Regions from separate parts of the Homo sapiens genome. Here region 2 is linked to region 1. A link is a loop called in an ENCODE intact Hi-C map of the cell type or tissue named here. Cell type or tissue: natural killer cell. All regions are shown on one strand. Links, peaks and the distances in the headings refer to the core of each region. The heading gives the core; the rest is flanking DNA. Region 1 overlaps IQSEC1 (IQ motif and Sec7 domain ArfGEF 1). Region 2 overlaps IQSEC1 (IQ motif and Sec7 domain ArfGEF 1).

The links. A loop is a pair of places that touch in the nucleus more often than their neighbours do. Peaks named below come from ENCODE experiments on the same cell type or tissue, not always from the same donor. Only the 100,000 strongest peaks of a DNase experiment are listed, where the experiment ranks them.
Region 2: a loop joins it to region 1, with 1.8 times the contacts of the local background. A loop is called at or near these places in 3 of 110 quality-filtered maps.

The regions. Positions count from the first base shown.
Region 1 is chr3:12,992,092-12,997,459 of GRCh38, reverse strand. The region is part of intron 1 of IQSEC1 (IQ motif and Sec7 domain ArfGEF 1); the gene reads left to right. Among named protein-coding and RNA genes, the nearest start is that of IQSEC1, 79 kb to the left of the region's middle. RefSeq lists silencers at 2,211-2,480, 3,131-3,180, 3,201-3,360, 5,237-5,368 and enhancers at 2,161-2,719, 2,771-2,840, 3,279-3,837, 5,237-5,368. In natural killer cell, for the core only: CTCF peaks have their summits at 2,131 and 2,332 (motif pointing right); DNase peaks (open chromatin) are centred at 2,349 and 3,629; H3K4me3 peaks cover 1,603 bases; H3K27ac peaks cover 2,048 bases.
Region 2 is chr3:13,038,033-13,043,400 of GRCh38, reverse strand. The region is part of intron 1 of IQSEC1 (IQ motif and Sec7 domain ArfGEF 1); the gene reads left to right. Among named protein-coding and RNA genes, the nearest start is that of IQSEC1, 33 kb to the left of the region's middle. RefSeq lists enhancers at 1,063-1,658, 2,499-2,558, 2,579-2,668. In natural killer cell, for the core only: no CTCF peak of the experiment used is centred there; a DNase peak (open chromatin) is centred at 2,880; H3K27ac peaks cover 1,835 bases.

The DNA of each region.
Region 1 (5,368 bases), core at 166-5,165:
AGAGACTTCAATTGGCCCATCAGCTTGTGCCCAGATAACCCCTGTTGACCTTTTAAAAATCAATTATTACAAAAAAGTATAAAATGAAAAGTAAAAGCGCCTCACATATCCATTCCATGCACCCCTCAGTCCTCCCAAAAGGTATCCATCAATAAGAGTTTTTTTGTTTCGGCATATTTGTGTCCTTTGGGAAAATTAGGAAATTCCCACACACATCTACATAGAGCCTTTTAACTTGTACACAAAAGGATCATGATATACAGTCTTCTGTTCCTTGAATTTTTCAGTAGAAATATGACCTGGAGATCTGTCCATCCTAGGACAAAGTCCCAGTAATGGGTATCTTAATGAAGTTACTCCCTCTCCTACTGCTGGACCCTGAAGATGGCTCTTTTCTTTCGCTGTTTACTGGTACACACAGTGCTGTGTTGTCTGTCCTTGTATTTTTATATTAGCATGCTGTAGTAGCTTCGCCATACCCTTCCCGATTGGTTGCACCATCTGGCACCTCACCCTACAGCATTTTTGAGAGTGCTCATTTCTTCCCACCTTTAGCAGCAAAAGTATTAGCAAACTTATTCGTTTTTGCCAACTTGGTAGATTAAAAAATGGCAACCATGTTGTGTTTTGATTTGTATTTCTTTAATATACATTTAATTACAAGTGAGATTGAAGATCTTTCCATGAGCTGCTTGTTCATATCCTTTGCTCTTTTTTCTAATGGGTTAGTCATCTTTTTCCTATCGATTTGAAAGACCTGTTTATGTATTAGAGAAATTAACTTTCATTGCATTTTCCTCAATTAAATTCTGTCATATGTGCTGCAGCAGACATTTTTTTTCAGTTTACCATTTGTCTTTTTTACTTTGTTTATGGTATTTTGATTCCATTTACATAGTTTTAATTTTTATGCAGTTAAGTGTTCGACATCTTCCTTCACGGCTCCTGGGAATGAAAATATTTACACAGTGCATTTTGTGCAGGCTTTCCACACATTATCATAGTTAATTCTCACAGCAGCCTTGGAAGCGAGGCAGGGTGGGAATTTTTAGCTTCAGTTCCATTTTAAGGATGAGTTCAAATGAGTCTCAGAAAAGTCGTGGGACTTGCCCAGGTCCAACAGATTCTAAAACCTTTGTCATTCTCACTTCCTCACCTGCCTTCCAACCAGCCAGGTGACCTACTCCTGGCACTGACAACAAAAGTATATGGCTTCTCAGGGACTGCATTTTTAAATATTAAAACTACAAGCATCTTATCTTCCCTTAACTGCTCTTTAAAAAAAAAAAGTGTTTTTAAGAGACAAAGTCTTGCTCTGTTGCCCAGGCTGGAGTGCAGTGGTGCAATGATAGCTCGCAATAACCTTGAACTCCTGGGCTTAAGCAATCCTCTTGCCTCAGCCTCCCGAGTAGCTGGAGCACTACCATGCCTGGTTAATTTATTTTTGAGATGGAGTCTCGCTGTGTTGCCCAGGCTGGCCTCAAAACTCTTGGCTTCAAGTGATCCTTCCACCTCAGCCTCCCAAAGCACTGGGATTACAGGCATGAGCCACCACACCTAGCCCTTAAAAATATTTTTTAAACCTCCAATAATATGGAAGGGTAGAATATGCAGTGGGGATGGGACTCACATTTCAGCCCACAAGCCCATTCCCAGGGGATCCACTGTACAGTTGGCTGTGAGCACTGATAAGAAGCCATGGGCTTAACTCTTGCCACGAGGCAGGAAGACCCACCAGGAGCTGGGCCGTTCCTTATTCGTCTCTGTCACCAGTGCCTTGGGTATTCTAGGGACAACTTAGATGCTCAATAAATTCTGCAAGAGTGGGGAGTGGGGCAGTCAGGCACACTGCTTAGACGCTACAGCTTCGCAGGTGGGTGTTCAAATCCCAGCTCACCCCTTAGCTGCTGTGTGAATGTGGGCAGATGACTTTACCTCTCTGCCTCGGTGTCCTTGTCTGTAAAATTGGGATACTAGTTTCTGCCTCAAGTAAATGAATAATCCTCCTCCAGTGCTGAACAGTGTCTACATCTCACTTCTGATCCGTCTGTGCCTTTCTGGATCCATTTGCCCATTCTCACCTGACCCAGATGTCCAGGGTCATGAGATGTCAGAGGTAAAAATCAGGGTCCCTCCTTCTGTCCTTTCCTCCCAGAAGTCCAGAGGGGGAAACGTCTTGCCCAAGGTCACACAGCCCCTCGTGGCAGGACCCACAGAGCCGGGTCTCCTGACTCATGACATCACTCGCTCAGCTTCTCTGGCTGGGCCCTGGCGGCCCCGTCCCTCCGGTCTCCGGTCTCGCCGCCTCCGGGCACCAGGGGGCGCCTCGTCCCAATCGCAGCCCGCCACCTGACGCCCTCGCTCCAGACCGGCGGGGTTCCGGCTGCGGGAGAGAGGCCGCCGCTCCCGGCCCGGCGTTCAGGGCTTCCGGGGCAGGTCTGCTCTGCGACCCACCAGGGAGGGCACTCGCGCGTCCTCGCTTTCTCCTTAGGTGCACCCCCGCGGGCGCGCTCCCGCCCATATCCCTTCCAGGCCCAGCCTCTGCTATCTGCGCCACTTCTTCCCCGTCTTTGGGCTCCCTTCCGATTGTGCCCACCCCATTCTCTGTAACAGTCGCCAGGCCACCAGGGCCCGTCCCAGCATCTAAATCGAGGTCGGCTGAGGGATGGGGGCGGCACCGGCAGGCCCAGGTCCCCACCCCGTCCCCAAACAGTCAGGAGGGTGTGTCCTGGAGGGGACGCGGAGGAGCGTGGTGCAGCTGTGCGCCTCTGGGCCAGTGGCTTCCCTGCTGTGGGCCTCAGTGTTCCCATCTGCGAACTGGGGACGGCGGCGGGGGTGGGGCGTTTCGGCCGGGGCTGCAGCTTTCCCTCGGAGGAGCCGGGGGACTTGGCCTGAGGTGCGTTTGTTCGCTGTTTATTGGGGGTCTGGGGTAGTCTGAGGGAAATGCCGGGGGTCGCAGTGCCCCCGGTTCCGCGCCTGGACCCCGCGTACCCCGCTCTCCTGACCCATCCGCTGCAGCGGCTGCACCGACCTGAGCGCCCTCCACTCGTCCAGGCTCGGGTGACGTCGGCGGCCGGGGCGGCACCGTCCTCCCCGCCCCCTAGCACAGCCGCGCACGCACACACACCTTCCGAGGGGGGAAACTGAGGCCAGGCGCGGCGAGGCCACCCGCCAAGGTCACGGCGCACGGGCGGTGGGGCGGGCAGGAGGGCGGCGCGCGGGGAGGCCGCCCCGCCGGTGGCGCTGGTATCGGGCTCGGGCTCCGGCTCCGGCTCCCGAGCGCCCGCCCCCGCCCCCCCGCGCCCGGCCACCGGACGCTCTGGGGCCGCGCCGGCCGCGGGGACGGCGCGCTCTCGGCGGCTGCGGGCGGACCCGCGAGGTAGGAGGCGGGCCGGCGGGGGACGCGCCCGGCGACCGGTGCGGTGCGGGGCCCCGGGCGGGGGTCGCTGGGGCTGCAGCCGGGAATGCCCTCCGCGGGGCGGCCTGGGCGGCAGCTCCGCCCCCGGGGCCGCGGTTGCACCGACACGCAGTTGGCTCTCGGGAACCTGGGGCGCGCGGGGATCGCGGCGGGCTTCGCGGAGCGGGTCTCGGAAGGAGGTTGCGAGGCCGCAGTTGCTAAGCCCGCACCGGCCGCAGGGTTGTGGGGTTGGGGATCAGCGGCCGCCAAGCTCACGGGAATGGGGGCCGGGGCGCGCCAGCGCCAGTCTTTCTGAGCTGGGCTCTGCGGTGTCGCTCTCTGGGACTGGAGCGGTGAGGACGCAGAAGCCCCAACCTCCGCGGCTATGCAGACGGCTTATCCCGAAGCCTTGCGAACGCTAAAGGCGCGATATTGGGGGTCGGGGAGGGGCGGGGTGCTCCATCTCTTCATCAGTGCAGTTGGTTGCCTCCCCGAAGCGGGGGTACGTGAATCCAGACCCCGAGGGTCGCCATGCAAAGCATTCCCCACCCCCCGACTCCGCACTACCCTGCTTCTCTTCCCCACCCCCACCCCGCCTCCACCACCGCTGCTGCCTCCGGGCGGAGAAATCCCGCCACCGCGTCCAGGGTCCCGAGCCTGCGAGCGGGAGGTTGAGGCATCTCAGGAATTCGCTGGGAGCCACACGGACGCGCCTTGGGAGGGAGGGAGAAGCTTTGGCAGGGCTGGAGGGCTGGGTCCAACCTGGCCCTGTCCCTGCCTCCCAACCCCGTGTGACCTTGGGCAGCCCCTCCTGCCATTACCACGTGGGGAAGAGACTGGTTCTCAGTCTTGGGGTGGAGGGAGCTCTCCCGGTAGACCTCCAGGAGAGTTGGCTTAGGGAGCAGTCTTGGGGACCAGAACAGCCTTGGCGACCTCTGGACCCTGACCCATAGGGGGCAGGTGGCAGCAGGGGGATGAGGTGTAATGGGGGCTGTTGTTGGAAACCTGTCCCACCTGCCAGCCTGAGGATGAGACACTCCTGGGCCAGGGTCTTAGAGTGTGGGACCCCCGCCCCCACCGCAACCTCCCGCTACAAAACCACCTGCCCTTGGGCTCTAAGCAGGCAGGGTGGGTTGGCAGAGGTGAGTCAAGCTTCTCCCCACCCCTAATAGTCCTGGGGAACTTCCCCTCCCATGTTTCTGCCAGGCAGTTGTCACTTTAAATTGCCAAGCTCTCAACTGTCACAGCTGATCTGTTCCTGGAGCAAAGGGAGCAGAAAGGTGACAGTGGGTGTCCCCTCCCCCTGGCCTTGTCCAGGAGATGAGGCTCACAAGGACAGCAGTCGGCTCTGCCTGGTCAGCTTTGTGAGTGTTGCTCTGAGCATGCCCAGTGATCTGTGGTGGTGAGGGACCTGTCCTAGACTGGGAGCAGGGGTCTGGTTGTGCACTTTGATGAGCCACCGTTTCATTTTGTGGTCAGGCTCCACCAGGCAGTGGACACATTGGCCTGTGCAGCCCCCTCTGAACAATTCTGAATTAAGGTGACACAGGAATAGCTTTCTCGTCACCCTCCCCTGCCCCCAGTATGATGCCCACCTCCTCATTACAGTTGGCAAGATGGCCAGGCTGCTGAAGCCATGTGCAATTAGAGCCCAGAAACCAGATTTAAGGGGAAAGAAGAGAAATTGCCTTAGCGGTGCCATCTCCTCCCACCCCCCACCCCCCACAGGAAAAGATAAACTGAGAGGTGACTTGGGGTGGCCACAATGCCCACAGCCCAGCCATTAAGCATCAGTGCCGGAGGGAGCATCCCGGAGCCACCCTACTGTGTTAGAGATGGAGAACTGAGGCCAGAGAGAGGCAGGGACATGTCCAAGGTCACACAGCGTATTCAGAGCCGAGGGGCCCTGTCCCCAGCTCTCCAGCAACCCAGTCATCCTGAGAGGGCTGCTTCCTGGGGAATGCTCGGAGG
Region 2 (5,368 bases), core at 86-5,085, 46 kb before region 1:
GAGCCTCAGACTTTCAGGTGGCTAGTGTGTGGGAAATGGGCCATGGGAGGGTTGGAGCAGACGCCGGGACCAGCCAGATCCCAGGAGATACAAGGGGAGAGGTGAGGGTGGGCCAGGGACTCCTTTCCTATTGTCTGTGACTGCCAGGTCCCCTGGCCTGTGGGGCCACCCATTCTGCCTGGGGTCCCTCTGCCCAACAATGCGCCTGGTTGTCTGTGGCCCTGCAGCTCAGCCGCTCCCCTCCCTGGTTAGCGACAGGATTCCCCTGCCGGCAGCCAATGAGCGGCTGTCATAGCGGTTCCATTTTAGATTTTATCAATGTGTCCCCGTCGCCCAGGCAACGGCAGGCGCTGGGCGACCCTGTCAGTCTTCCTTCGCCTGCCTTTCAGAGCCCAGCTGCCCCCACCCCAAGCACCATGTGGCTACATGGTGAGTTTTCCCTCGCACAGGCCGAACAGGGATTCCGCCAAACGTAATTTATCTGGCAAAAGAGGCCAGTGTTTGCCTGTCATCTGGCCCCCTCCCTACCTGCTCTCCCTGGGTCTTCCTGGCCTCAGCCACTCTGGGCCAGCCAGGCGGGTGTAGGACTGTCCAGCCAGTGCCGGCCCCACCACCCGGAGCCCCAGGGCCTGGTTGGAAGAACAGACTTGCAGAGCCACCGTCAGGAGCCCTAGCATCCAGACCCCCCAGGATGATGGACTGGGGGCCCCCACAACTTGATACAGCCAGAGCTGCCTTGGTGTGTCCCAGGGACCCCCAGGGAAGCCCTCGGAGGCACCAGCTAACAGAGACAGCAGCAGCATGAGCCGGGCCAGGCGAGCTGCGTGAATGAGTTGCTAGGCTTTTGTGCTGGCTGCTCTTTGTATTGGAGGCGTGTACTGTACAAGCTGCGCCGGGCGGGCTGGGCCATGTGAGTGGGGGCCGCCGTGGCAGGGACCAGGGCGGGCCGAAGCAGCCGGTTCTCCACCTCCCACTAGCCCCTCTCCGTGTCTCCGCGGAGACGTTACCGTGGTCCAGCTGGAGACCAAAAGGTGAAAATGCTCAAGTTCAAGGCCTTTTGCCTGGATTACTGGCAGTTCCTGTGCCTACAGCCCCTGCATGGAGCCTACAAAAGGTAAGTCGACCCTCTGGGGAGAGCCTTGGCCACTAGGGCAATGGGACCTGGAGAGAAAGTTCGCCCTGATCCTGCCCGATTGCAGGGCTTCCTCCTCTTGGCGGAGGGTCCCCGTCACTGGCCAAGACCAGCAGCAGCGTTTGTCGTGGTTCACTTTGCAACTGGGCTTAACTATTCTTTCCTCTCCCTCTGGCCTGAAACTGGTAGAGTTTCTGCAGAGAAAGAGTCACCCTGGACTGCTCTGTGGCCAGGCACTGTGTTTCATTGTTCCTTGCTGCCGGGGTGAGCCCTAGGCAGGGAAGCTGCACCGGCCCGGGGTCCCCGGCCTGCTCTTTCCCGGTACACTTGCTCCGACCTCGTGGGCTGGATGACTCAAGGGTTGGCCTGCCTCCTCCCTAAGCACAAGTTTGGGGAGGCAGAGTTGGGGGTCCCCTGGTCAGGAGATCAGGAGCCCGAAGTTCAGTCCCTTTCCTGGCTGCGCGATCTTGGGCGAGTCACTTTCCCTCTTTAAGCCTGTTTCCCAACTGTAGGGATTCGGATTTGATGACATGGATTTGGGGACTGCTCCCTGAGGTGACAGGGGCTGCAGGCACCACAAGCCCGAATGTTCATACCTCCGGCAGGTTCTTCCGAGCGTGTGTGTTCTGTCCAGTGCACACCTTGGTCAAGAAAGAACCACATCCGGGCCAGCAGGAGATCATCATGGAGCCGTCGCCATGGTCACCTTGAACGGCGTGTTATTAAAGACCTGGAGGAGGGAATTGTCCCGTCTATTCTGAGGGAATTAGTTTTTCCTGATTTCACACTCTGTGAAGTCTGCGGCCATTAGCATACGAGCAATTCTGGGAAAGTGTGGGAGCTTTTCTTCTTCCTTCCAGTGGGCTTTCTCCAAAGGGGGCGGGCACGGAGGGTCTCACGGCAGCTGTAGAAAGGAAGTCCCTGCTCTTGGGAGGGTGCCAGCGAGAGAGGCCTGTCCTGCGTCTGATTAGTGCAAGCCACATCAGAGAGGAGCCCGACACCCAGTGGGCCCTGAGCGCTGTGGTGCAGCCTTTCACCCCACCCCCCGCCCCCAGGCTTGTTCATGCGGCCTCAGGAGGGCATGTCCGGCTGTCAGTGATTCGGTGTCTACCGCGGTGGGGCACTTTATATACTTAATTGTTCATCCTCATCCCTCCTGCAAAAGAAGCATTAAAGCCCCTGTGCGCAGGTGAGCAGAATAAAACCAGAGGGCAGGCAACTGCAGAAGAGTGGCCACGAGATCTGACCCCTGTCTTTCCTGTCTCGAGATGCAATCTCTCTTGAATGTCTACAGTCTCAGTCCATGCAGACGCCGGAGTCCTGGGCCAGGCAGGGACAAATGAGGGACAGACCCTGCTCCACAGGGCTCAGCTAGCCAGGCATGAGTCGCGGTCAGAGTCTTGAAAGAGGAGCAGGGCTGGGTGCGGGGGCTTCATGGAGGAGGTGACAGCTGAGCCAGGTGGTAAAGTGTCTGGAGGAGTTTGCTGGGTTGAGATGGGGAGCACAGGTGTTCCAGACAGAGGGGAAACCACATGGGAAAAACCCAGAGGCTTTAAAAGGGAAGGGTGTCTTTGGGTCATGGCAAAAGGCCATGGAGCTGGGAAGGGGTACCAGGGGCTGGGGCTCAGGACCGGAGCCTGGGCCTTGTCCTGCATTCAGTGGGGAGCCCATGAAGGATCTTAGTGGGCAAGTGGCAAACTGAGAGTCACACTCTGGGGGCCACGTGGTCCAAGTGTGAGAGGCGTGGCTCAGGCTCTAGGAGGAACCCGTGAGAGCGCTCTTTGTCCCCTCCCCTGACCTATGGAGGTTCTTACTCAGAGCCTGTGCTCTTGTTCTTAAGCCCTGACTGTGCCTGAAAGACAAATGAGACTAATCCTTGAGGAACTCCCAACCTACAAAGGGAAAAGACCTATTAACAACTCATGAATGTTAAGAATGGGGTATAAACAGAGGGTGCACAAATTACCAGCAGCCTGAGGGAGGTCTTATTGGAAGGCTTCCTGCAGGAGGTGGCATCTGATCCGGGCCTAGACATGGGAGTTGGAATTTTCCAGACAGGGAAGGGCACTGTGGGTGGAAAACAAAGCACGAACAAACGTATGGTGTGGGACCAAGCCTCACATGGTGCATAAATGATCAGAGGTGAGGCTGAAGCCTAGGTGTGTGTCAGGGGAAGAGCTAGAAAGGAAGGTGGGGCAGGGAAGCTCAGTGAGTGTCTGCTACATGTGAGGCTTCATTCTGAGCACCAACTCTGCGCGCTAATGCCACGAAGTGGAGTCATGATTCTTCCATTTTCCAGGTGAAGAAACCAAAGCACGGGGAGAAGTAGCTTGTCCAAGGGCTCATGGCCAGTCGGTGGTGCCACTGGGATTTAACCAGGGGATCCAGCTGTGGAGGCTGCATGCTGCCAGCTGAGCAGCTCGGTCTGTCCACCCTGGCAAATGACATGCTGAGGGCTGGGGGCAGTCATCTTTCCAGCAGTTGTCGACCAGAAATAATGATAATGCATCAGCCAGGTGGGCAAGAACTCAGACTTTGTGGTCAGACCTCGCTGTGGCAGGGAGCTTAGAAAAGTCACTTTTCCTCCACAGCTGTGTAACATGGGGAAAGGGGGATGCTCAGCTCACCTCTCATGGCCCTTGTGTGGGGATTTCAAGGGTAAATGCTGGAAAAGCACTGAATATACAGCACTTAGTAGAGGCTTTGCAAGCGGCTGTCCTCACCCAAACGGATCCTTCCCCAGGAAAGCTCTGCAAATGGAGCCACTTGGCTTTTTGCCTGATGCCATATTCCGTTGTTTAAAACGGCGATCCCAAACTTAAGAGTATGAAAGGGGTGTTTTGCAGACAATGCATAATTAACCACTTCTAAACACAGGGTGTGCCAGGCTCCCTCAAAGCTGTTAATTATTCTTCATTAGTGATCTTAAGTTAATGTAAAATAATCCTGGAGCTCTGCCAGAGGCTCGGGCAGGGGAAGGAGCAGAGCCGCTTATTTCAACTAGCAAACGGAAAGAAATCTTCACGGGGCGCCTCTGCGTTCTGCCTTGGTTGTGGGGAGATGCCTCTATAGACTCTTTAGCTCTGGCCCAAAGGCCATTGTGGGAGGCGGCAAGCCCTCTCCCAAGTTCCCAGAGCCCAGCCGACCTCAGGGTACTTTGGTTAATGAAATAGTTCAGGTGGGAAGAAAATATGGAGGAGAGTAGTATACCCATCGCCCAGCTTCCAAAATAAGCTGTTAATGGTGTGGTGGACTGCCCCTGTGGGCCACCCCACAAATCTTATCCCTTTCCTGCTTCCCCAGAGCTAAGCCTAAACAGTCCCTCTTGTTTGGTGTGTAGATTTCCCATGCACATTTTTTTAAATTGCTGTAGGTACATAGTAAGTGTATATATTTATGGGGTACGTGAGATGTTTTGACACAGGCACGCAATGTGAAATACACACTTCATGGAGAATTCATGGCTTAGTGAGCTTGCTTTCCAAAGTGGCCCTGGCAGTATGTAGCCTTACCAGCAGTGGGTGAGAGTCCTGTGTCCCTACATTCTTTCCCCCGACATTGAGGGTATCCATCCCCTCAAGCATTTATCCTTCGAGTTACAAATAATCCAATTATACTCTTTCAATTATTTTTAAGACGTACAAATCAGTTATTATTGGCTATAGTCACCCTATTGTGCTATCAAATAGTAAGTCTTATTCACTTACTCATTCCTTCTATTTTTTGTATTCATTAACCATACCTACCTCCCCCTCTGTCCCCCGACTACCCTTCCCAATTCTGATAACTGTCCTAGTCTCTATGTCCATAAGTTTAATTGTTTTGATTTTTAGATCCCACAAATAAGTGAGAACATGTGATATTTTGTTTTTCTGTACCTGGCTTATTTCACTTAACATCATGACCTCCAGTTCCATCCATGTGGTTGCAAATGGCTGGATATCATTTATGGCTGAATAGTACTTCATTTTATATATATATATATATATATATATATATATATATACACACACACACACATATATATACTTGTATATTTATATATCCTTATATATTTCTATATATTTTTATACATACTTATATATACTTATATATATATTCATATATATACCAAGTTTTCTTTATCCATTCATCTGTTGCCATGCATATTTTTACAGCGTTGCTAAAACAAAAGATGGTTTTACATGTTTTTAAACTTTAGATCATAGTATTATAAATTGCAAGTTGCTTTTTTAA